2 separate regions of the Homo sapiens genome follow, and region 2 is linked to region 1. The links are chromatin loops, found by intact Hi-C in ENCODE. Cell type or tissue: GM12878. All regions are shown on one strand. Each heading gives the region's core, and the rest is flanking DNA. Links, peaks and the distances in the headings are about the cores only. Region 1 has its middle 190 kb from the start of CDH8. Region 2 has its middle 840 kb from the start of CDH8.

Region 1 (12,678 bases), core at 1,716-9,715:
ATATCCTGACCTCGTGATCCGCCCGCCTTGGCCTCCCAAAGTGCTGGGATTACAGGCGTGAGCCACTGCATTAAAAGTTTCTTGAGCCAGGCGCGGTGGCTCATGCCTGTAAGCCCAATACTTTGGGAGGCCGAGGCGGGTGGATCACAAGGTCAGGATATCGAGACCATCCTGGCTAACACGGTGAAACCCCGTCTCTACTAAAAATGCAAAAAAATTAGCCGGGCGAGGTGGCGGGCGCCTGTAATCCCAGCTACTCCGGAGGTTGAGGCAGGAGAATGGCGTGAACCCGGGAGGCGGAGCTTGCAGTGAGCCAGGATCGCGCCACTGCACTCCAGCCTGGGCGACAGAGCGAGACTCAGTCTCAAAAAAAAAAAAAAGATTTTTAAAAGTTCCTTAAATTGTCATCTTTTACACACATATGGTTACTATAAAGGGAAATTAAAAATTATGTCTAGATAGTTTTTACCATGATTCTACATAGAGACAGGTTTGTAAAGAACATTCAGTGAATATTATGCTATACAGACAGAAAAAAAGCCTATAAGGACTAATTTTCAAATGTTTTCTGCTCCTTTAAAATATTGAAACAGGACATCATTCCCATACACACCTCAGACATATCCTCAGAAAGCTGTGGATCTTCAGAAAGCTGTACGGGAGAAATAAAATGTATAAACTAGATTTTAAAATAAAATATGTGGAAAATACTAACATTGTGAACCACATGATCTGCTGATATCCCTTGAGGCTCAAAGTCCATTTATATCTGAAATAATAAAACTGGGAATAATATGCAAATAGTGTACTAATAACTCTGAATTCCAAATATAAGCTCTTCTATAAAATGAGATAATACTGCCAATAACCTTGTAAGTTTATTGTAAGAGTTAAGAGAAATAGCACATCCAAAGTTCTTAGCAAACTCTCTCAGAGGCTGGGGCTGGGGTTGGGGCTGAAACACTCACACAAAATGTGTGACACTTATCATAACACTGAACGGGGGTCAAATTTTTGTGTGTTATGGAATCCCCCCTTGACAATGTCAGAGAGTAGAAACAAATTCCTCCTGTGTTTTGGAGTATTTTTTCTACTCCAAACTTAAATTTTGTGAGCCTATTGGTTTGGGTAGATAGGCCCGTTTATCATCATTGCAAATTGACACTATTAAGTACATAATTTTATCTCAGATCTACTGTGAGAGATCGAAGAATCAGGTTGGGTATATATTTTAAAAAGCTTACCTATGAAAGTTTAAAATGGATAGTACATTTTAACATTTCTATAAGTTGAAAGATGTAATATAATGTAATGTAAGCATCTGTGTACCAATGAAGGACAGGTAAACAATGGAACCAGACAGGAAAATTCCGAAACAGGAGGGATTACAGCTTAATACCTCTTCCTCACCTCTGGGTACCATGTTATTATTTATTTTGGCTAATATATTATCCTTCTTTTTGAAGGAAAAGTAAGAACAGATTAATAAATGATGCACATATAACTAGATAACCTCCCTATCCCTTTTCCCAAAAAGGAAAAATTAAGTCAGATTAAAAGTTTCATATTTTATTAGATTAATGTGAAAATTTGGTATAAGACAGTAAAAAATTTGCTGTTTCCCTTTTCAAAACCAAACTTCCAGACCAGAGTAAACACTGTTGTTTTTACTGTATTTTTCTACTCTGATTAAGCTAAGTAACCTTAAACAAGTGACTTAGCTTCTTGGAACCTCAATTTCTTTTATCTGCAAAATGGAGATTACGATCCTCCCCTTCCTCCCATAGTAATTTCAAGGATAAAAGCAATTTTTGATGAAAGAGGTGTTACATATATGGATAGTAACATTCTAGACCTCAGAAATATTATGGTGTAAAACTATACTATTTTCAAATTTTCTTAATCTTTATGTCTCTGGGGGATCATATTCTTAATATTTGACACCAAGACTTCTATTTCCTTTTGAAAAGAACTATAGAGATACCCTCTTCCATTTCATTCAAGTTAAAATATGGTTAATATTAGTAATGATTATAATCCATAGCATATGCGCCTGTTGCCATAAATAACATTTTGAAGGTAAGGGCAAGGATGAGACTGAAAGAACAGAGACATTATATGTTATAATGAAAAGAAGGCCATACTGGGCATCTGAAGTACCAGCTCACTGAGTCTAAGACACCTTATTTCCCCAAACCAGAGGTTCCTGCTATAATCCATTAGTCAAAAGCCATGCTGGTGACTATGATATGTGAAAAAGCAAAAGTGTTATGTTTGAGAACAAAAAAATCTTGTTCTTGGCTAAACTCTAGAATCTTATCATTTCCATTTCATTAATTAAATTTGGCACCTGCAACTCTGTCAGCAATGTAAGATTGTACACAACGCCAAGTGTACCCACACATGGCCTTGAGAATTTCTGCAGCAACTTACTTCCCAATTTTAGATCCCATGTTGATGGATACTTCAGTGCCTTGTTTCAAGCTATTTTCTCATAGATGTATCCACCACAGCCGAAAGGAAGGAATGCTTGCCTCAAATTCTGAGAGCTTCATCCCAGCAGGGTGGGTATTAGCTGTCCTCCCAGCATTTCATTAAAGGAAGACGATAGTGCAGTTAGCTGTCCACCCAACTTTATTGTATAGGCCATTATTTCCTTAGTACCAAAATATCAGTATTGGGAAATGATTCAGCATAGAATTTCTATGTTCAAATTCTGATTCTGCCAGGTACTGTGTAAGCAATTCTCTTCATATATAAAATGGAAATATAATACCTCATGAAGTTGCTTGGAAGATTAAATAAGATAAACACAAACACACACAGTTCCTTGTACATATAATAATAATGATAGTAATAATAATTGTTCATCTTATGAAATATTTTGTACTACTTTACTAGGATGTTATTAGGCTGTTGGCACTTTAGAATATCATCTTTATTAGGAAGACTTTCAAATTCCCTTTCAATGTAAGCTAATGCAGAAGTTTCTAGGGAAAAAATGAGTATTTATGAGAATTGTTTGCCAAAAATACCTCATAAAACAGTATACCACCTTAGTGTTTTTACAACATCTTTAGGTGGTAACTTATACAATTCCCATTTTATAGGTGAGGAAACAGATCCAATGAAGGTACTTAAGGCCATAAGACAACAGACAGAACTATGATAAAAATAACAACAGCAGCAGCATCAATAACAATAACAATAATGATAATCATAATCATAGCAACAACAACTAATATCTTCGGCAAGCTTACTAAGCTCCAGATCTCTTGCTGAAATACATAACACGTATTGTCTAATTGTCTCATTATTTTCCCAAAAGAACAAAAGTAATATTTAGATCAGTGGCTCGCAACCCTGGCTATGCATGAGAATTAACATGAGCACATTCAAAAATATTGATACTCTGCACCCATCCCCAGAGATACTGGTTTAATTGGTCTTTGGTGGTGCACAGATAATGGTATCTATTTTAAAGCTCCCAGGTGATTCTAACTTGCAGCCAGAGTATAAGACTCTTGCTTGGAGAGTTCAAGTAGCCTGTTGAAAATTACTCACATACACAGAGACTTCTCCCAACTTGCCACTGAAAAACTCTTACTCTTAAACTCTCTGTAATGCTAACTCCATATTCTTTCTTTTCACTGTGCCAGTTGCTGTCCCTTCTTTCCCCAGCACATATTGTCTTGGCTTGACTACAGACGTTGGCTTCACACTGAATTCTTTTAACACCTGTTTCCACTCACTTCCCTCCCCATTGGGCACAGAAAGAAGAGAATAATTCCGAGTTTCAGCAGAGTTATTAGCACCTCCTTGTCAGACCGTATCTCACATTTCCTTGCCTATAATATGTCTCTGCTCCTCGACCACAGGGTGCTAGTCTAATACGGAAGCTGGCTGAGAAGAACACGAGGAGTCACAAAACATAAGTGCTAAGTGTTTACGGTGATAGCTATTATTAAGCTGGCTTCTTCTGGAACTGCTACACTTCCCAGCCCACAGTATCAGATAACGCAGAGTTAAGGCTGGGGGTTTTCCCTAGCAGGATCAATGAGACAATCTACTTCCGAGTTACCTGAAGACAGGCACACAAAGATGAATATCACATGTTCTCACTCATATGCAGGAGCTAAAAGAGTTTATCTCACAGAGGTGGAAAGTACAATGAGAGTTACCAGAAGCTGGGAAGGGTGGGAGTTGGGAATGAAGACAGATTGGTTAATGGGTACAAAAAATACAGTTAGATACAAGGAATGAGTCCTGGTGTTCAATAGTGTATGATGACTATCATAAACAATATTGTACTGTGTATTTCAAAATACCTAAAAGAGAAGAAATGCTCTCAACACGAAGAAATGATAAATGTTTGGGGTGATGGATATTCTACATATGCTGATTTGATCACTGTATATTGTATGCATTTTTCAAAGTATCACAGGTACTCCCCCATAAGTATGTACAATTATTATGTATCAATTAAAAAAGAATTGCCTGAAGGTGAGAATTGTTGAAAATGTAGATTTCTGGGATAAATCCAAGTCTTCAAACTTAAAATTCCTGACAGCACTATGTGTCAACAAAATTTGGAGATGATTCTGATAAAAATAAAAATTGATAAGCATCTCTTTCAACAGAGCCTACTTCTAACCCAGCATGAGAAATTAAAACTGTGAGATGACATAAATCAGAATTTCTCAACAGCAACCACGAGGTAGGAGAGGGACAGGACTTACTTCCCAACCCCAACAGGATGAAGTGAATAAACCAGCAGGAGCCAGCAGGTGGCGCAGAAAGCAACCTCTAGTTGCTCTCATTGCTCATTAGCATAAGACACACCCACCAGCGCCACGACCAACGCCATGGCAAAGACCCGGAAGTTACCGCCTCTTTGTATGGCAAGAGCTCAGAAGTTACCACACATTTTCTAGAGATTTATGAATAATCTACCTCTTAATTTGCATGTAATTAAAAGTGGGACTAAATACAGCTAGACAGGAGTCCACAAGTGTTCACTCTGAGCACACTGCCTATGGGTCAGCCCTGCTCCGGAAGGAGCAGTACCAGTTCAATAAAAGCTTCTATCTTTTACTTCTGACTCAGTCTTGAATTCTTTCCTGATCAAATCCAAGAACCCCCCTCTGATAAACCCCAAAGTTGGGGGCTCACCTACCCTGCATCAACACTACTGATATTTTGGACAGGACAATTTTTTGGCATGAGGGATGATAGCTATGCACATTGTAGGATTATGGGCAATGTACCTGGCCACATTAGAGGTTAATAGCATCTCCCTAGTCATCACAATCAGAAATAGTGTGATGGGAAAGGCAAAACTGCCTCCTGTTGAGAACAACTAACATAGATGAAAAGAGGGATTCATGATGTCCCTGAGCATTCAGGACCAGTTCTATTCCGTAATGATTCTTCCTAAGACCAATTTTTCACTTTCTTGCACATTCTGCACACAGATTATTACATTCATTGTTAATTATATTATGCAATTGATTGGATGTCCACTATATATGCCAGGAGCATGACTAGGTTATTAATACCTATTATCTCCTTTATCTCCCCTGCTCTTAAATGTAGTACACCGGTCTAACACTGCAGGTTGTAGTCCAGGACTGCCTAGGTTTCTCCAATACTTTACAGCTACGCAATCTGGAGAATGGTTACTATGTCTCAGTTTCAACAACAACAACAACAAAATTGGGTAATAATAGTATCGTATTAGTCTGTTTTCACACTTCTATAAGGAAATATCCAAGCCTGGGTATTTATAAAGGAAAGAAGTTTAATTGACTCACAATTCCACATGGCTGGGGAGGCTTCAGGAAACTAATAATCATGGTGGAAGGTGAAGGGGAAGCAAGGACTTTCTTCACATGGCGGCAGAATAGAGAAGAGAGAGCGAAGTGGGAAAAGCCCTTTCTAAAACCACCAGATCTCATGAGACTTCACTCACTCTCGTGAGAACAGAATTGGGGAAACTGCTCCCATGATCCAATAACCTCCCACCAGGTTCCTCCCTTGACATGTGAGGATAACAAATTAAGATAAAATTTGGTTGGGGACACAGCCAGACCATATCAAGTATCTACCTCAGATGTGTAAATTACAAGTAAGGTGCTTATTACCGTGGCTAATACATAAAAACAACTAATGTTTACTGAACTCTAACGGTTATATTAATTCCATTTGACAGATGAAAGGACAGTTGTGCTTATGGATAAAGTAACTTGCCCCAGGTCATAGAGCTAAAAAGTCTCAGAGCTTGGATTCAAATACAGAACTATCTGATTTAAATGTCTCATTATTTTTCACAATACAACAGTACATAAATTGCTAGACAGCATGTTACTGCCCGTCTCCATGTCCTTTTTAAATTGTGTTTCTTTTGAATCCTCAACCCCTTATTCTTGGCAATAATGACTCCCTAGTTTGGTCCAGACTAACAATGTTTGCATGATATTTTAAAACACTAAAAAATGCAGTACTTAACAAATTATCAGTAAATACATTAAGTTCTAATGGAATCTGCCATTTATTGGAATGAAATAATTTGACTAATTTGTTGTAGCAAGATGCTCTAGGAAAACTTCTAGAAAACTGGAGAAAAATTGGGTTCTAGTGTGGCTTGGACATTAACAATCTGAGTCCCAGAGGTCTGGAGACAACCTGCCGAAGTTCTCTGTCTCTTGGCATTTCCGATTTCATGTTGTCTCAGTGAATTTTGACTCTTTTAAATGTATCCTGTATGCAGTGTGTGCTCAACAAACATCTTTAGAAAGGATGAATAAATGACTTGATTACAAACCCATGATATTTTCCACAGCAGATCTTCAAAAGATGACAATATTTGTTTTCTCATTCCAGCATGTTCGCACTCAAATATTTTGGCATCCAAGCATAAATCATTGAGAAAAAGACCCTTTTAATATTTTTGTACCATAGTATCCAAATTCTAGTTAGAAAAGAATTTTCTCTTGTTTAAAACGACAAATTTCAAAGCACTTTATTTTTGCAGGGTTCATTTGGTTTCACTGTGGAACAGAAAAATAGGACTCATTCCAGAAGATAAATAAATTTGGTGACTTTAAGGTTTGGAATTTATTGTTTTACCTCCTGGGGAAATACAGCAAACAACGACACACATTATTCTGTCTGAATAATTTGTTTGCCCTATGAAATCCCCAGTCAACAATTAATATTGCAGGTTCTTTGAGAGTTTAATGTATTTATAGATAATTTGTAAGTACTGAATTTTTAAGTGGTTTCAAATATCCAAGTAAGCAATGTGAGCCTGGAATAATCTGCATGTTCATTTGCTAAACAATTTATGATAGAAAACATTGCTACATTCTGATTCCATGTTTTTATTTTATTATTTAGGTTTCTAAATCGCTGTTCCACATAATAGAGAAAATTCAACCTGTTAATTTCAGTAAATCTCTAAGGAATTATAAAAATAGTTACCAATTATGGGAAAAATATTTTCTGATTAATCAGCACTTGATGAAAAGGACCATTAGCTTTCTTAGTATTAACGGGACTCTTCATCACAATTACTGCCTGTGCATGCTTATTGATTAATTGACTAGAAGAAGAGATGGTGCATACATCAACCTGTATTCTTGGAAAGAAAAGCATTATAGAATTAGAGCTATAATTACTATCTTAAAGAAACTCTGATGTGAGGAACAGATGGGAATACTAGAATAGATTTGATTAATGTTAAAAATGTTCTGATTCTGAAAAAAGTAACACATCCAAAGTATTAATTTGTTCAATTCCCTGTTGAAAACAAGTAGCACCCAGATGCCCCTTACGTTGAATTTACACAATGAGAATATAATGTTTTTATTAAGACATCTCCTATCTGATGGTTTAGAAGGGAAAATATTTTTCTTTTGGACATTAGAATACAAATAGAAGAACCTTCTAATAGTAACTCATTTGGAAATAATTATTTGAAAAAAATGTTTTTTGAGATGATACCTTTCTATGTTGCCCAGGCTGGAATGCAGTGGCTACTTCATAGATGCGATTGTAGGACACACCAGACAGAAACTCCTAGGCTCCTGTCATTCTTCTGCTTCAGCTTCTCAAATAACTGGGACTACAGGCACATGCCAACATGTCCAGAGGTGATAATTCCTAATAGGGCAACAAATATTTGACAGAGGACTGTACTCATGATGAAATGAGCATGGGCTATAGAGAGAGATCTCCCTGAGTTTGCTTCTGGCTCTGCCATTTCCTAGTGGTGTGTCCTTCAGCACAGTCTTTATTTATTTTTTAATTTGCATATAGTAAAACTCAATCATTTTGTTGTTGAGTTCTACGAATTTTGGCAAATGCATAGTGTGTTTCAATACCACAACAATCTAATGAAGAAATATAATATTCCCATCACCTCAAAATATTATCTTTGCTGCCCCTTTGTAATCAAATGCCTCTCCTGTACCCTGGTAACCACTGATCTGTTTTCCATCTCTAGTTTTTCCTTTTCCAAGGCATCGTTTAAATTAAACCATAGGTAGCCTTTTGAGTTTAGCTTCTTTCTCTTATTATAATGCATATTCAAGTAAAATAAAAAGCCATGTTCACACAAAAACCTGCATTTGAATTTTCATAGCTGTGTTATTGATAATTGGCCTGTACTAGAAACAAATCTAATGTCAAGTGGTGAATATAGAAACGAACTCTTCTATATCCAATAGAATAATACTCAGCAGACAAACTACTGGTACATGCAACAATGTAGATTGATCTCAAATGCTTTGGCCAATTTTAAATCTGTGCATTTGCCAATCTTCTCATCTGAGAAATGAAAAAAAAATGCCAGAATTGCAAATTCATGGTGAGAGCTGAAATATTTAATGTAAAATATTTTGTAATGTGTTCAGCTCATAGAAGTTGCTGGAATACTTTTTTGCACTATTATTTTACATTTTTATGGAATAATTTGATTAATTGAGTACAATAGACAACAGTGGTTAAAACAGAAATATAGCTACAATCAAAGTCATTCCAATGTCATAATTGCGCAAGTCCTGGTTTTGGAAAGAAGGGATGGTATAAAACTTCAGGCTGTGACTGCTATTTCCTTGGCTCACTCATATTGGTACAGACAGGAGACAGGGAAATACTGGGTAGAAGAGGGCAGTTCCCCAGCAAAGGCCCCACCCTCAAGCCTGGATACCCAGGGCCCTAAATGGGAACAGGCATTCCTATTTTTGTGCCCAAAAAGTTGCCTTTTGTCCCACCACACCCTACTATCCTGTACCCATATAAACCCCAGACCCCAGGATCCAGAAGGAAATGAGGAGACAAGCAGAGGAGCAGAACGTGTGGCAGACAAGGAAAGAAGAGAAGGAATGTCAGGAGGAGTTCGGCTGCAGACAGTCAGAGAATCGGCTGCTAGATGGCCAAACTCCAGGTGAAGATCATTTCCCCACTCCACCCCCTGTCCAGCTCCCCATCCATCCTGCTGAGAGCCACCTCCACCACCCAATAAAACCCTGCATTCACTATCCTTCAAGCCCTTGCAGAAAGGCAGAGGGTCCACTGAGCTGGTTAGCACTTAAGCTGTTGGTGGACAGCAAGACTAAAAGAGCTCACTGTAATATACACCCACTTGGGCTCCTGCACCTGTTTGTCTGTGTGCTGCCCCTCCTGTAAGTGGTTTGAGCAGTGTCGGTGACCAAACAGACGAGTCACACCCCTGTTGCACATCCTGCAAGGGAGGTCAGGGAACTCTCCCGTTTCATTATGGAGGGGAGATAATCTCCATGTCCTAAGAAAGGGTTTCCTCCTGCTATAGTTGCTGTGCTTCAAAAGATATACATAATAGAATAATAATGACAAAACATAAAATAATAATATAGAACATACAACACATGCAAGGCACTGTGATAAACTGCTTAAATATATAACCTTATTTAATACTTGCAACAATCTAATAGGAAAGTTATTGTATTCCACAGATTACAGATGAGGAAGCTGAGATCAGAGAGGTTAAAGAATTAAAAGAACTGAATTTAGAATGCAGATAGTTTGTAGCAAAACCCTAGGTGCATATACACTGCCTCTTGAATTAAATAGTGATGTTAATTCAATATAAATATTTTTAGTACTTTCATATGAAGGGTTTTGAAAATTATGTGGAAAGAGTGTTCTACTGGTGACAGTATTTCACTTTCTAATATCTATGCACACACCATCTTTAATCTGAATGGTCTTTGTTATGTAGACATTAGAATTTTGAATTGTGGGAGTTAGATAATAATTTTTGAAGGCACAGAATGAATTTCATTAATCTTCCTCTTTTTCAAAAATATATGGTATGGGCCGGGTGTGGTGGCTCACACCTGCAATCCCAGCGCTTTGGGAGGCTAAAGCGGGCAGATCATGTGGTCAAGAGATTGAGACCATACTGGCCAACACGGTGAAACCCCGTTTCTACTAAAAACACAAAAATTAGCTGGGCGTGGTGACACGTGCCTGTAGTCCCAGCTACTCAGGAGTCTGAGGCAGAAGAATCACTTGAACCTGAGAGGCGGAGGTTGCAGTGAGCCGAGATTGTGCCACTGTACTCCAGCCTGGCCACAGAGCAAGACTCCATCTCAAAAAATATATATATGTATTTATATATAGTGTATATAGTATATATGTTACATATACTATATATATTTATATATAATATGTAAATATATTGTATTTATGTATTCATATATAATATGTAAATATATAGTATTTATATATTTAAAATATGTATAGTATTTATATATTATATGTACTATATATAGTATATCTAATATATATAGTACACAACTTTACTCTGTCTTTTTACAAGATAGCTCTAAGTCAAGTTTTAAAGTTTAATTGTATTTGTTTTTAATTCTTAAAATATGAATGAAAGGAAGTGAAAATGTAAAACAATGTGAATTATAATTTACTGTATTTGCAGTTTACTGGTTTAAAATTTACTCACAAGCCTTTTACCTGTCTGCCAAGATGTAATCTTTCCTCCAACATGATATAAGGTGACTTCTGATCAGCTGCCCCTCACTGAATGTTTTCAGGCACGTTTTTTTTTTTCAAGTTCAATTGCAGGAAGAGTCAAGTAGCTGATATTTACAGAGTTTTCCCTAGTCTGTAAGGACACAATGCGGCATTCAATTTTGTGGTTTACCTAGCATGCTGGACTCCCTCTGAGGCTTAGTGACTGCCTACCACCAAAAAAATAATAGAGGTGCAGGGGATTCTGGGAAATAAATGGATATTATTGAAAAACCAAACAATTGTAAATCAACATACAGGCTTTTTCTAGTCTTATTATTTTCTTCAGCCATCAAGTGCCTTCCTTATTCATCCGTTTTGTGGATAGAGAGCAAATTCTTTACGTATACATAAAACCAAAGTGTTATCAGCAAGATACTCAATGATGTGGAATTTAATGAGGCTGAAACCTTTTGAAAGCCTAGAACTATGAACTTGGCAAAGCAGGAAATGAATTGTATACAATTGAGAGGGAGGATGTTAGAAAAAAGGCATTACATTCAAAACAGGAAGAAAAGGCTGAAAAATGTGATCACTCTTTACACAATAAAGGTCAATTTCAAAGACAGTAATTTGCAGTATCTACTAAAACTTCACATATGCTCGCTCTGTGACATAGAAATTCAACTCCTTGGTGTACACCCAGTGGAAATGTGCAGATAAATTTATTTTAAAATATGTACAAGAATGTTCATAGTAACACCTCAAAATAGCTAAAGTTGGGAATTACCAAAATGCCCATCAACTGGAGACTGGATAAATGAACTAAGATGTATATATTTCCAGGTGAATATAACACAACAATAAATATAAATATTGTACAATTACACCACAATAAGATGATTCCTGAAAACATGATGTTAAGAGAAAGAAGCCAGATACTATATTGATTCTCATTACCTAAAATATGCAAGCAGGCAAAACTAACCTATGCTGTTCAAAGTCAGACAATGCCTGTTCTGGGGGTGTCGAAGCATGATAGAAGAGAACATGAAGAATTCTTATGGAGGGCTAGTAATAGTTTTGTTTCTTGGTCTATATATTAGGTACCAATTGTCTTAAGTTTATGCAGGTTCATTCATTTGCAGATATTTGACAGATATACTTTTCTATTTAAATATTAAACTTCAACATAACATAAAAATAACAATGAAGTCTAAAGTTATCTGTAAAAAAAGGGAGCATTTGTGTACATCATATCTCAACAGAAAATATGAGCATCTCAGCCAACAGAGGGTTAGCAAGAGTGAGGACTGATCTGTTCTGTATATGTTTTCTGTATGGGTGTCTAGTTCCAGGGCCCCATGGTCTTTTACTAATGGCTTCACTTAACGTGTCTCAGTGTGGTAGAGCTGGAGAATCACGGGCTGTCATGCTAGTCAGAGGTGAAGTTTAATCCCTGCTCTACAACTCTCTAGCTAAGTAGAGTTGAGTGAGATTTTGACCAACATTCAATGCTCAAAGGAGTAGTGTGAGGCTGTTTTTAAGATCATGGATTTATGTAGATAAAAATTTTCTCATGCATATAAAGTATCTAATGATAACACAAGCCTCTCCCTTTCTTCCACATATACATACACATAGAGAAAGAGTAGAAGAGAACAATAG
Region 2 (12,678 bases), core at 1,567-9,566, 640 kb after region 1:
TTTGAAAACATATGTACTTTAATATATAGATTATAAATATTTGAGAAGCGGTATTAGTATACTATTTATGGTTGCAGAACTTAAAGACAGAGTGCTTACTCCACCTCCATCTGTGAGAGCTTAACAAGTCATGACTTCTGTCCATGTTTCAGTTTCCTCATCTGTAAAACGGAGATGACGATAGCATTTACTGTTAGGGTTGTTATAAATTTTAAATGGTTAAATTCATGGAAATAATTGAAGTGGTTTGGCATAGCACTTGACTCATAGCAAGTACAATTTAATATATAGTTATTTTTATTAATATATCAAAATCCTCTGGAATTCATTTTATTCATTCACAATATGAGCCAAATGGACTGAGAGCACTCCCCTGTATATACATATTTCTTACGATAGAGAATTTCTTGTTGTCCATTTGATAGTGCATGTATGATTGCTTTTTATTCTTAGAACAAGTTATATAAGTAAAGAGTGTGATACAGAATCATAAGTTTTGGGCTCTAATATTGACTTTACAGTATTAGTTATGTGCCCTTGAGAAATATACACTCTCTGTGGTTCATTTTTATGATCTCCAGAAAAGATATAGTAATAACTCTATAAAAGAGTGGTTATGAGTTTAAATAAAATGACATCAAAACAGTGAAAATTCTTGACAAACTTCTGTTGCAAAAGTTGTACTTATAATTGTTATGATCAATGAAGATGTATTCTTTTTTTAATTTTTGAAGTTTATATTCCTGATACACTGTTATTTCACATAGAAGTGTATCATTTTTAGTTAGTGTTCATAAAATGTTTAAATACTTTGAATTTAATGATCTAATCTCTGGAGTTATTTTCCTAGCCTAATATTCTACAGCAAGATAGCAAATAAAATTAACTCTGTGCCAACATCAATCTACTGCTAGTGTCTGCTTGGGAATGCAGTGAGTTGAGGATTCTGAGGTCCTACTTGAAGAGACTGTTGTGAGTCACTACACCTGCTATGGCTCTGGGGGGAGCCTGTGTTTGTTGTGCTTAGATTAAAAAGTATGATTTAGCTGTTAATAGGGAAGAAAGAAGGACCTTCTGGAAGGGATTTGGGTCCAAAGAATTACAGCTAGAAGAAGAACTTAAGTTCAAAGCATTTTCTCCTTTGAAAACCTCTCCAGAGGATTTGTAGGGTGGCTAATTTAGAATAAGACTGAGGCATCCAGGAAACAATGCCTAAACCCATTGCCAAATTTCAATTTCTGCTCCTCTTGCTATGGACAGTTACGATGTTTACTAAACCCAGAAGCGCAAACAGATAATACTTGAAAAAAAATCTACCTCACTGATGATTTCTGTAGAGGCCTGTGGGCTTTTCCATAAATATATTTTACTGCCAAATTGCATTTTACTTAATTCCTTTATGACATGCTTTGAAATAAATTCTTTAGAATGGAGTGGTGGGAACTTTTCATATCAATCTTCAAATACATTTAAAAAATATCAGAGAAACTCCCCTTTTTATGCTGAAATTCATTTGCTGATGATTTAAGCTCAAAACTTAAATGTGGTATTTAAGAGCCTAGTAAACACAGTCCAACAAATGCGTCTGTGAACTAATTATATCTTTATGCCTCATTGATTAGTATGTGCAGAGCTGGGCCGAGAGAATGTCTGGAGCTAATTTGTATGTTGTAACTTTAAATTCTTTTCTAAAGAGCCTTGTATAAACAGTAATGGTTGCCTTTTCAGAACATGCTTTAATTTAAATTCTAATATAATTTAAATATGTTATCCTCCACCACCCTGCCACTTCTCCAGACCTTCACTCTCCCTCACACCATCCAATCTTTATTATTGTTGGACACATGATGACACTCTCAATCTCAAGAAATTGATAACCTTTTTATTCAAAATTAAATTAGAAAACCATAGAAAATTCTATGTAGTTGAAACAATTCCTCATTACAAAATGAGGAGGTCATTGGAGACAACGCAATCTAGAAACAATGGAACCAGTCCTCGGTCTTTACAATGCAGTAGGACCAAAAGGTGCTTAGATCATAGGTATTTTGATAGGACTATGATTGGAAGGGTATAAATGTTTTCTCTTGGTGGTGATGGGAGGATGTTTTTTAGATTTTAGGGGGTGAAGAGCAACTAATGTATGAACTATTATTATATGTCAGATATTGTGCCCACATTTTATTTATATTATTCAAATTAATTAATCCTCAAAAAAGTTATCAGAAGTTTTATTAGGGCCTGGTGCAATGGCGCATGCCTATAATCCCAGCACTTTGGGAGGCCAAGGCAGGTGGATCCCTTGAGTCCAGGAGTTTGGAACCAGCCTGAGCAACATAGCCAAACCTCATCTCTACAAAAAATACAAAAATTAGCTGAGCATGGTGGCACGTGCCTTTAGTCTCAGCTACTTGGGAGGCTGAGGCAGGAGGATCATTTGAGCTTGGGATGCGGCGGTTTCAGTGAGCCGAGACAGCGCCATTACATTCTAGCATGGCCAAGAGAGGGAGACAAGAACCTGTCTGAAAAAAAAAAAAGGTTTATTAAATTATTATTACTTCCTATTGACAAGGAAACTTAGGTTTGTAAATAGTACGAAGTACCTGTGGTAAGAAAGGAAAAGAAGTGGGCTGCTGAAGGCTGAGAAACAAGGATCTTTTACCAGGAACTGATGGAAATTTCCTTGGGGCACGATATTCAGAATGATTAGCCCCTCCCCACTTAATTTGAGTCTGTAAGTCCTACTTGTGAAAATATAATTATTTGAGAAGAATATTTGATTGGACTAACTGAAGCCACCTGCCAACATTGGTCAGGTTGGGTTGGATTACCTTAATTGACAGCCCCGAAGACGGTAACAAATGAGGGAAGGGAAAAACACAAAAGAGCAAAAGAATAAAAATCATATTCTAAATGAGACCTCTGAACAGCTACTAATAATTTATATAAGATGGTACCCATTATAATTTTTGGATGAAGTAGAAAAACTCTCAGGTGATTGTCTGTTTTATTATATGTTATCAAAACGACTTCTCTTTTCTCCAGCCACAGATAAATTTTAATGTTTCTTTCACTCTGTCATCCTAAGACCAATATCGTATACAGAGATATGGGAAAACTGTCCTTTCAACGAATAATATGCGTTGCTGTCTATGTTTAACAATTACAATGACAACAAAAAGCACAGAACCCAGGTCCACTGGGGCTCTGGATTACAGCAACTGCTTTTTGCTATATTGCAGATTAAATTGGTGCCTTTAAGGAGGTCACTTAGTCACCTTCAAACCTCTATTTCCTCACCCATAAAATGAAAGTTATAATAGCCCTTTACTCAGTACCGGCAGAGGAGCCAATGCATGTGAAGCAATTAGCACTTTGCCTAATACATAACGTCCCACTGGTATCTATAAAACTATTTGGACGGCACGAAAGAAAGCAAGGCACTCAATCTTGGGGAAACCTCAGCTCAATACATTGATCCAAATTAAGCAATGATTTGGGCTGAAGATCAATATTTTAAACAAAAACTCAGAGTACTTTATTTCTTTTTACTCCTGTGTCTATTGCATAAAAGTCTTGTGAATTAGTATAAGACTATCAGCATTCATATCATTTCAGCCAAGGCATAGTCAAAATGTCAAAGCCTCTGTTTAATTGTATATATAGCCTGTTAAGTAAAGAAAGCAGTGCCAGGTATCATTAATAGCCATCAAGGAAGGAAAAGGTTGTTACAAACTAACATCCCCAGGGAAACATGCTGTAAAATAGAGTGTCAAGCAGCTGTATAAATAATCTATATTAACTACATCTTCACCTAAGTCAGAGAGAAGCCCAACCTTATTGTAAATTACGTCAAAAAACCCCATCCCAAAACAGAAAGGCTATAATTGCTTCTCATGTGCTAATATATTATTAGATATTAATTTGTCAAGTTTAGGGTGGAGTAATAATTTAAATGGGTGAGAAAAACAGTTACCTTGCTTAATTAAAATGGATAATAAATATTCCCTGAAAACAGTCTGACCCTCTTTCTTTGTTCACTGTTTTCATTCTAAAATCCCTCCAAAATCCAAGATCCTGCATTGTGTCAGTTAGAAATGGTGATCTCTGGTGATCTCAGTAACATTATACAAATTCTTTCTGAAAGGAATGGGCCTATCCTCAGAAACATCCCAGATCAGTGTTTGGGAAAAATGAAATTTTGTTATCAAGATGTATCTAAATCTGACACTGAAATTTGCACCTTTTTGGAAAGGTTTCTTGTTCTATTTGGGTTGAAAAATCAGTTTTCATGTTGAATAATAATGTTGAAAAGAGCAAACTCTGGTAAAAGAGAGACCTGGAAGTACACTGTTAAACTGCTTCCAATAATGAGAGAAATACAGAAGCACTTTGAGACTTTTAAGTCTTTCTCCTCTCCTCCACCGTTAAATCTCCAAAGTGCCTAAAAGTGTTAGATCTCTTGAACATTGTGAATGTAAATGGTCGTTGAAGATTGGAGAGGTAGAAACTTTTTTTTTTTCTCTGCTGAGTAATTATGTCAGTGGGGAAGTTCAGAAATGCAAATAAACCTCTCTCCTGCTTATATGTGTCTGTTTCTGTGTGCACAGTATTTTTACCTATAACCCTTGCAACAAGGTCTAGCATTTCCCAAAACAAGAATATTACTCTCAATTTGTTTCAGACGTGGTATAATATTTTCGGTTGTTTGAAAAAACTGTCACTTGGGCTGCAGTTTCTTTCTAGTATCAGTGATATGGAGAAACGTTCTGTCAACAAATAATATACATTGCTGTCTATGTTTAACAACAATGAAAATCACAACAGAAAGCACAGGAGCCAGCTTCAATTATTAGAGAAAACTATTGATTGAACAGAAGTCACCTAAAAATACACTTGGTTATTTAAGGAATGAAAGGTATCGTCACCTCTTTGAGTAGCTAGAAAACAGTACTATTTCCTATGTATGGCCTTACATATGTAAATGAGTAATTACATATGGTTTTAGGAACAAAATCACCTCAACCTAAAAAGGAACATTTTTCTACCTTGATATTGTCAAAACTTGTTCCCAGTCTCATTGATGTATTTTAATTCAATTTAACACAATACATCTAATATAACTCATTTTTAAGATTAATAATATTTCCTCCCCAAATTGTTAACTTTAAGTTTACTTTTTATTCTTCATGGCATCTGACAACATGCCTCTTAAAAATGATTACAACACCTTTCCAGAATCCCTGACAATAAAGTAAAAAATAACATTATGGCACCATCTAGTGACCTATTTTTCTTTTTCTTTTTCTTTTTTGATATTCAGCTCAAAAGCACATATTTCTATTGATTATGTAAAGCTAGGTGTATATGTAGCAAATGGGCAGCTAGAAATAATTTCTTTATACTATTACCCATGGATGAATCAAATTGATCTCAATGAAATAAAATTTCAAAAATAATTTCCTACCTTGTACAGTAGAAAGTGTTTTATAAGCAGGTTGATGATTTTGGACCTAACCTAGTTCTGCTAGATAAAAGTGAAATTATTGTAGGTGATGAAACAGGTAATGAAATTACTATACACTCATATTTTGAACTGAGTAAGACAAATCTATTTCTAGAACATGTTTTCATAAACAAATGAACTTTTTCTGTGTATAACAACATTGAAAAAGCTGATTTTCTCATACAAGTAATCATGATAACTTACGTGACAGCATCACAAAACCTGAAAATTTTGGTAAAAGAAAATAAATACCTCTTATACTACCAGATATAAATATTAATTTATTACATAGCTATGCATTCTCATTGTCAATAGCTGTGATAGTTAATACTGTCAACTTGATTGGATTAAAGGATATGAAGTACTGATCCTGGGTGTGTCTGTGAGGGTGTTGCCAAAAGAGATTAACATTTGAGTCAGTGGGCTGGGCAAGTCAGACCCACCCTTAATCTGGTGGACACAATCTAATCAACTCCTAACGAATATAAAGCAGGCAGAAAAACGTGAAAAAGAGAGACTGGCCTAGCCTTCCAGGCTGCGTCTTTCTCCTGTGCTGGATGCTTCCTGCCCTCCAACATCGGATGCCAAGTTCTTCAGGTTTGGGACTGGGACTGGCTCTCCTTGCTCCTCAGCTTGCAGACAGTCTATTATGGGACCTTGTGAACGTATAAGTTAATACTTAATAAACTCCTCTTTATATATATATATATATACACACGTATATATATGTATACGTATATATATATATATATATATAATATCTCCTATTACTTCTGTCCCTCTAGAGAACCCTAATATGATAGGTACGTATTGTTTAACATTATAATATGCAAATTAAGTTATGACTTATTTTTAGAATTCATAGATGTCTCATGACTTATCAATTCATTATAATTCTAAGATTGAATCTTAAATAGGAATGTATTGCATTTGTGTGTGTGTGTGTGTGTGTGTGTGTGTGTGTGTAAAAATTTGAGTTATCAGTGTATCAACTTACCTTCCTCTTTGAAATGTAGTGCTTTCTGTTTGCAGCGGGAAGTAGAATTTACAAAATGGAACTTGCTAAAATCATGCTTAAAACTAGAGCCTTTAGACTATGAAAGAGTCTAAGTAGATTCTGCTATGAATAAACCAAATATGTAGGGTTGCTTCTGTAACATGAAAGACATCTAAGAAGAAATTCTCACTGAGGATACTGAATTTTATACTTTTCCCAACTTTGACATCAGAATTTGATTATAACAGTGAAGCAGTGTCTATCAGGAACAATTAATCTATTTAAAATAAAACTCCAAAATAAAAATAAAATTGTAGGATTTTTTTTAAATCCATAAGTTTATAAAAATAGTTTTTAAAAAGTTAGGAATGATTGATTCTAGACTTTGTAAAAAAAATCCTGTATGTTTTTCTGTTGTATTCATTAATATAAATAAGTATAAATGCTCATTAGTGGTTTCTGATACTTATCTCCAGTCTCTTTTTCTATGGAACTGGCAGTACCCTTCACCAGTGTGGAAAAGGGAGTGGTTCTGTGAGATAAGAGAATTAATTTATCTTCTTGTCAGTGCAGACCATGCCACTCACCATCTGCACTGGGCCTGCTTCATGATCTTTATTCTGAACCGCAGAATGTACTTACTCAAGTATAATCTTTAAGTAACTAATCCTATCAATTGATGTCCATGGAAGACCTCACAAATGTCTATATTCTCTTCAAATCCCTGGTTGCTGAGTTTATAAGTTAATTCTGGGAATGTCTTTGTGACTTGACTCTTTGCATCTGCGTGTCACTGAAGGTGAGATTCCCTTCTATAATCACAAAGATATTGGTGCTGAAGAGAGAACTGCTTCAAACCCTATTTAAGATGAACAGTAATATATTAGTCCAATATTTTAAAAATTATAGAAGACGATACCATTTCCAGTATGGCTCCATTCGAGTCCTTTCAGAATCAGTGTTATAGTAGTGGGTAATGCGTAATCATTTTGGGTTCCCATCTGTCTAGAAGTTTTGATATTTCTTCAGCGCACTGAGTACCTTCTAATTTCATTCTGATCTTCAAATATGTAATTGTTGGGTTTTGGTTGTTGGATGCATTTATTCAAAGTGTTTTCACTTTAGAAACTTTCAGGGTAGCTATGCTGCTTTCTTAACAACAGAAATTAAACTCCCTAAGATTCAGTAAAGGTTTTATGAGCACAAGAGGGAAACACCATTGCCCCTGAAAATGGCTGATGCTGTGAATTTGATGACAAATTTTTGATGTTCTGAGTAGATGTCATGGTGATCATAGAAAGGACATTTGAAGCATAAGGGAATAATTTGAATACAAAATCATGGCCAGCATTGGGGAAAATAAATCTCTCATTGAAAGTATCAGAAATGAGTAGGTGCCAAGGAGTGTTCCACAGAAACAGAATGCAAAGGCACACCTGGTATTTTAAACTTTATGAAGCTCACTGCTTTCACTGTGACAAGTGAGAACACTGAGACAAAAGGAAAAGGCATGGTTGTCTCAAAGCACACAACTATAATAAAACTGGTACCAGAAAACTAAGAAGACACCATAGCATAGCAGTTGAATAAACAAATCAGATATCTAAAGACAATCTGGATTTGAATCCCAGGCTTCATAGACTTTAGTTCTGAAAACTTTGAAAGCACATTTCATCCCTATGAACCTCAGTTTCTTTATTTATTGAAATAAATTTAATAATACCAGTAGCTGAGAAAATTGTGCTGATTAAATGAGATACTACAGGAAAAGATCTTGGCACAGACACTAAAATCTAGTAATTGAACAATAAAATTTAACCAGTGTGGGAACCCGCTTTATAGGCTCCCATTATTGGTCCCTTTCCATTGCACTACAATAATTGTGCCAAATAACTAATATTAAATGAGCATTTGAAATAAAAAGCAAAATGTCTGCATGGAGGTTCTAGCAAAATATAATAAACTATTTGGTGAGATTGCATAACACAGCCTGAATTGGCTGATCTCATAACTTGGCCTAAAGAACAACTGAAGCTGGCCGCCTTTCCGTTTTGTTGTCATTATCATTGTTGTTATTTTCTAGGATAAATAATGGAAACAATGCCTACTTTAAGAATATCACTGAGGCCCATGGATATTATGAAGAGGACCTTTAAAAAACCGTGGGTTTTGTAAGCTAGCAGTAAAGAGCATTATGCTAACGGGGAGCCATATTTCTGCCTCAACAGGAAACAACCAACACAAAACAAAACAAAGCAAACAAGAGCAGAGTGAGGAGATCAACAGGAAAAAATATGTCAGTAAAGGGGGTAAGCTCCTTCTTCCACAATTAGGGAATATTTCTGCAAGTGCCTGCTGCCTTGTTCCTTACCGGAAGAACTCACAGGACAATGGACCAGATTCACACTATAGACTGGCTGCAAGTTTTTCAGAGCCAGGAGAAGAAGGGAAAAGGACCCTTTTCAGGCGGGATGCTTGCCTGAAAAGACGATTTGGGACAATTCTACTGCGGCAGAAATTAAAGAGGATGCCTTACTGCTTTTGAGATTGTTGCACATTTAGAATACTCGCAAGAAATAGCCTGAGGCCAAGTGCTCCCCAAAGTCACCCCTATATATATATTTGTGTGTGTGTGTGTGTGTGTGTGTGTGTTTGTAGTATATATGTATAATACACACGGAGAGAGAAATAGGTATACATGTGTAATACACACACAGACATGTATATATGGAGACAGAGCAAGAGAAATTATTTCCTCAGTAAGCCTCATGTATATTCCATAACTTTTAAAATTTTTACCATTTCAACAAATTCCAGTAATAGACTCTATATTTTCAGCTCCAACTCTAAGTGACTGTATCTAAACTACAGTTTATTTTATTTATTTAACAGCAGTGTGATGGATGCTGAAGATGTTGGTCATGAAAATAACTCTGTAAGTAGTCAAGCCATGCTTGTCTCCTGCAAGTTATGCCCGTGAAATGGGAAGAGACTTAGAGATTAAAAACATTGTAGCATTTGTCTGTGGGAGGGTTTTGACTTAAAAGGACCTGCTTCATGATTGTCACTATGACCATCATGTGACTGAGTGGCTTAAACAGTAGATATCTGTATTATCACAGCTCTGGTGCCTGGAAATCTAAAATCTGGGTGCCAGCAGAGTTGGTTTCCACGGAGAACTCTTTCCTTAGCTTGCAGATGGCTGCTTTTTGGCTGCCTGTTCTCATGGTCTTTTTTCTGTGCCTGTGCCTTCCTGGTGTATCTATGTGTTGTTCTAAGATCATCTTCTGAAAAGGAAGCTAGTCAGATTGGATTAGGGCTCACCTTACCTGCCTCATTGTAACTTAATCACTTTTTCTAAAGCCCCATCTGCAAATACAGCCATATTCTCATGTACTGGGGTTTAAGATGTCAAAACATGAATTTTTCAGACACAATTCAGGCCATAACATTCCACCCTCAACTCCTAAAATTCATGTTCTTCTCACACAAAATACATTCAGTCCCATCCCAGCAGCCCCAAAATCTTAACTCATTCCAGCATCAACCCTGAGTCCCGAAATCTCATCTCAACATCAGCTAAATCAAGCTTGGATGACACTTCAGGTATGATTTATCTTGAGGCAAAGTTCCTCTCCAGCTATGAACCTGTGAAACCAAAAAAAGTATCTGCTTCCAAAATACAGTGGTGGGACAGGCATGGGACACACATTCTCATTTTAAAAGAAAGAAAGCAGAAAGATGGAAAAGGTCTTGGGTCCCAAGCAAGTCCAAAAGCTGGCAGGGCCAAGTACATTTGATTTTAAGAATTAAGAATAATCCCCTTTGGCTCCATGCTCTGTCCTCAAGTGCAGTGGGGTGGCAGGTCTGCATTCTAGGCCTTCTGGGTACCATTATCACTCTCTTCAGACCTGGACAGCAGCCCCATCCCTGCAACTTTCAACTTTCAGTGGCTATCCTGGCATAAGACCCTGAATGATGGAAGCCTGACCCATTAAAACTGAGGAGAGGACCCCAGACCCTGAAACCAAGGAAAAGGCAACCTTGCCAGCCCTCACCTACCTCACTGTACTCAGTCTTTGGTAAGAGTATCAGTCCTGTTTATCTCTGAATTGCCTTTGGAGATTGATCTTCCCTTTTCCTGAAGGATAATTCAGGTTTAAAGCTCCATAGCTTTATTGTACAATCCTCCAGAATACAAGAGTCCAACACCCTTCCTTCATTTTGTTCTGTATCTTCCTTAGTAGAAGCTGGCAATGTTTCTGCTAGCACAAAACCATCTCTATTTTAGGCTTCTGCTGATTATATCCATGAGTTACACCCATAAACTGTTTATGGAGTGATTGTTCAGCCAAACACTTTGTATTCTTTCCACAAAATACTTCCTCAGTGTTTGCAACATGGATAGGCTGACAATTTCCAGATCTTCATTCCCTGGTTTCTTTCTGCATAACAATGTTCTTTTTCAATTTATCTGTCTTCTCTCACATTTTTTTTTTCCGTAAGTACCAAGGAGAAGCCAGGCTGTGTCTTCAAAATTTTGCTTAGAAATCCCCTCATCTAAACATCCACGTTTTTCACTTCTTAATTTCAACTTTCCACAAAACACTAGAACACAGTTTGTCCCGATTCTTTGCCCCTTGATAGCAAGGACTACCTTTCCTCTAGTTTCCAATAACACAGTCCTTATTTCTATCTAATACCTCACCAGATGATATTTCCAACATCAGGCTCTTCAAGGGAAGCTGGGCTTTTTCTAACATATACCTTAAAACTCCTTCGGCCTCTGTTTATTACCCAGTTCCAAAGCCACTTCCACATTTTTAGGTATTTGTTACAGCAATGCGATAGTACTAAAATCTGTATTAGATAGGGTCCTCTAGATAAACAGAACCAAGAGTATTAACATATGCATATGAAGGAACTGGCTCAGGTGATTTTGCAGCTTTGGTGAGAAGGCTGGATATCCAGGGAAGAGTTGCAGCTGAAGTCCAGAGACAGTCGGCCGGCAGAATTTTTTCTCTTAAGGGGTGGTCAATCTGGTCTTTTAAAGCCTTTTACTGATTGGATGAGGCCCACTGATAGCGTTTGGGTCTATGTCTCTGCCCAAATCCTATGTCAAATTGCAATAATCATTATTGGAGGTCTGGGGCCTGGTGGGAGGTGATTTGATCACAGGGATGGATTTCTCCTTTGGTGCTGTTCTGCTGATAGTGAGTTATCACACAATCTGTTTGTTTAAAAGTACATGGCACCTCCCCATTCTCTCTCTTTCTCCTGCTCCAGCCATGTAACACATGTCTGCTCCCCCTTTGTCTTCTGCCATGACTGTAAGTTTCCTGAGGCTTCCTTAGTCATGCTTCCTGTACACCTGTGGAACTGTGAGCCAATTAAACCTTTCTCTATAAATTACTCAGTCTCAGGTAGTTCTTTATAGCAATGAGAGAATGGACTAATACATCCATCCACATTATAAAGGGTAATCTGTTTTACTCAATGTCCACAGATTTAAATGTTAATCTCATGCAAAACACACCTTTACAGAAATATCCAGAATAATGATTGATCAAATATCTGAACACCGTGATCTAATCCCATTACACATAAAATTGATCATCACAAACTATTAATGGTTTTTCTCCACCACTGAATAAAGTTGTTACTAAGTAGATATAATTTCTACATGTGATTTTTATACATTAAAAGTGGCTTTTAGTTTTAAAAATGAGATACATTATATTTTATAGTAGCAATTTATTTTGATATATTAGCTGTGTGTGTGTGTGTATATATATATATATTTATACTGAATAGCCACGATTGAGTGACTTTGTGACAAAACATGTGACTGTTTAATTGAATACTAATATTACTATGTATTCAAATTTAATTCTAGCCCATTTTGAGCTCAAAGTACGTAAATATGTAGGCCAAAGTTATGTTATCTAATTAGGAATAGCAAAGATAGTAAAATATTTTATACTAAGGATACATAAGTCAATTGAGCCTTGTGTTATGGAGCAATTTGTAACTCTGCTAAATGAAACTGAATATGGCTGATTTATTGATAACACATATGATAGGTTGTGTTATTACAACCTTAATTACAATTTCTTCTTAAGTAGAATTTGCACCAGCCTCTCCAAATATCTTGCTTTTCATTGAATATTTTATG

Evidence for each region. Peaks named below come from ENCODE experiments on the same cell type or tissue, not always from the same donor. Only the 100,000 strongest peaks of a DNase experiment are listed, where the experiment ranks them.
Region 2: it touches region 1 in a loop (14-fold over the local background); 9 of 110 quality-filtered maps call a loop at or near these places.

Annotation. Positions count from the first base shown.
Region 1 is chr16:62,221,077-62,233,754 of GRCh38, forward strand. No RefSeq gene overlaps it. Among named protein-coding and RNA genes, the nearest start is that of CDH8, 190 kb to the left of the region's middle. In GM12878, for the core only: a CTCF peak has its summit at 4,778 (motif pointing right); a DNase peak (open chromatin) is centred at 4,815.
Region 2 is chr16:62,865,476-62,878,153 of GRCh38, forward strand. No RefSeq gene overlaps it. Among named protein-coding and RNA genes, the nearest start is that of CDH8, 840 kb to the left of the region's middle. RefSeq lists an enhancer at 4,642-4,801. In GM12878, for the core only: no CTCF peak of the experiment used is centred there; a DNase peak (open chromatin) is centred at 4,666.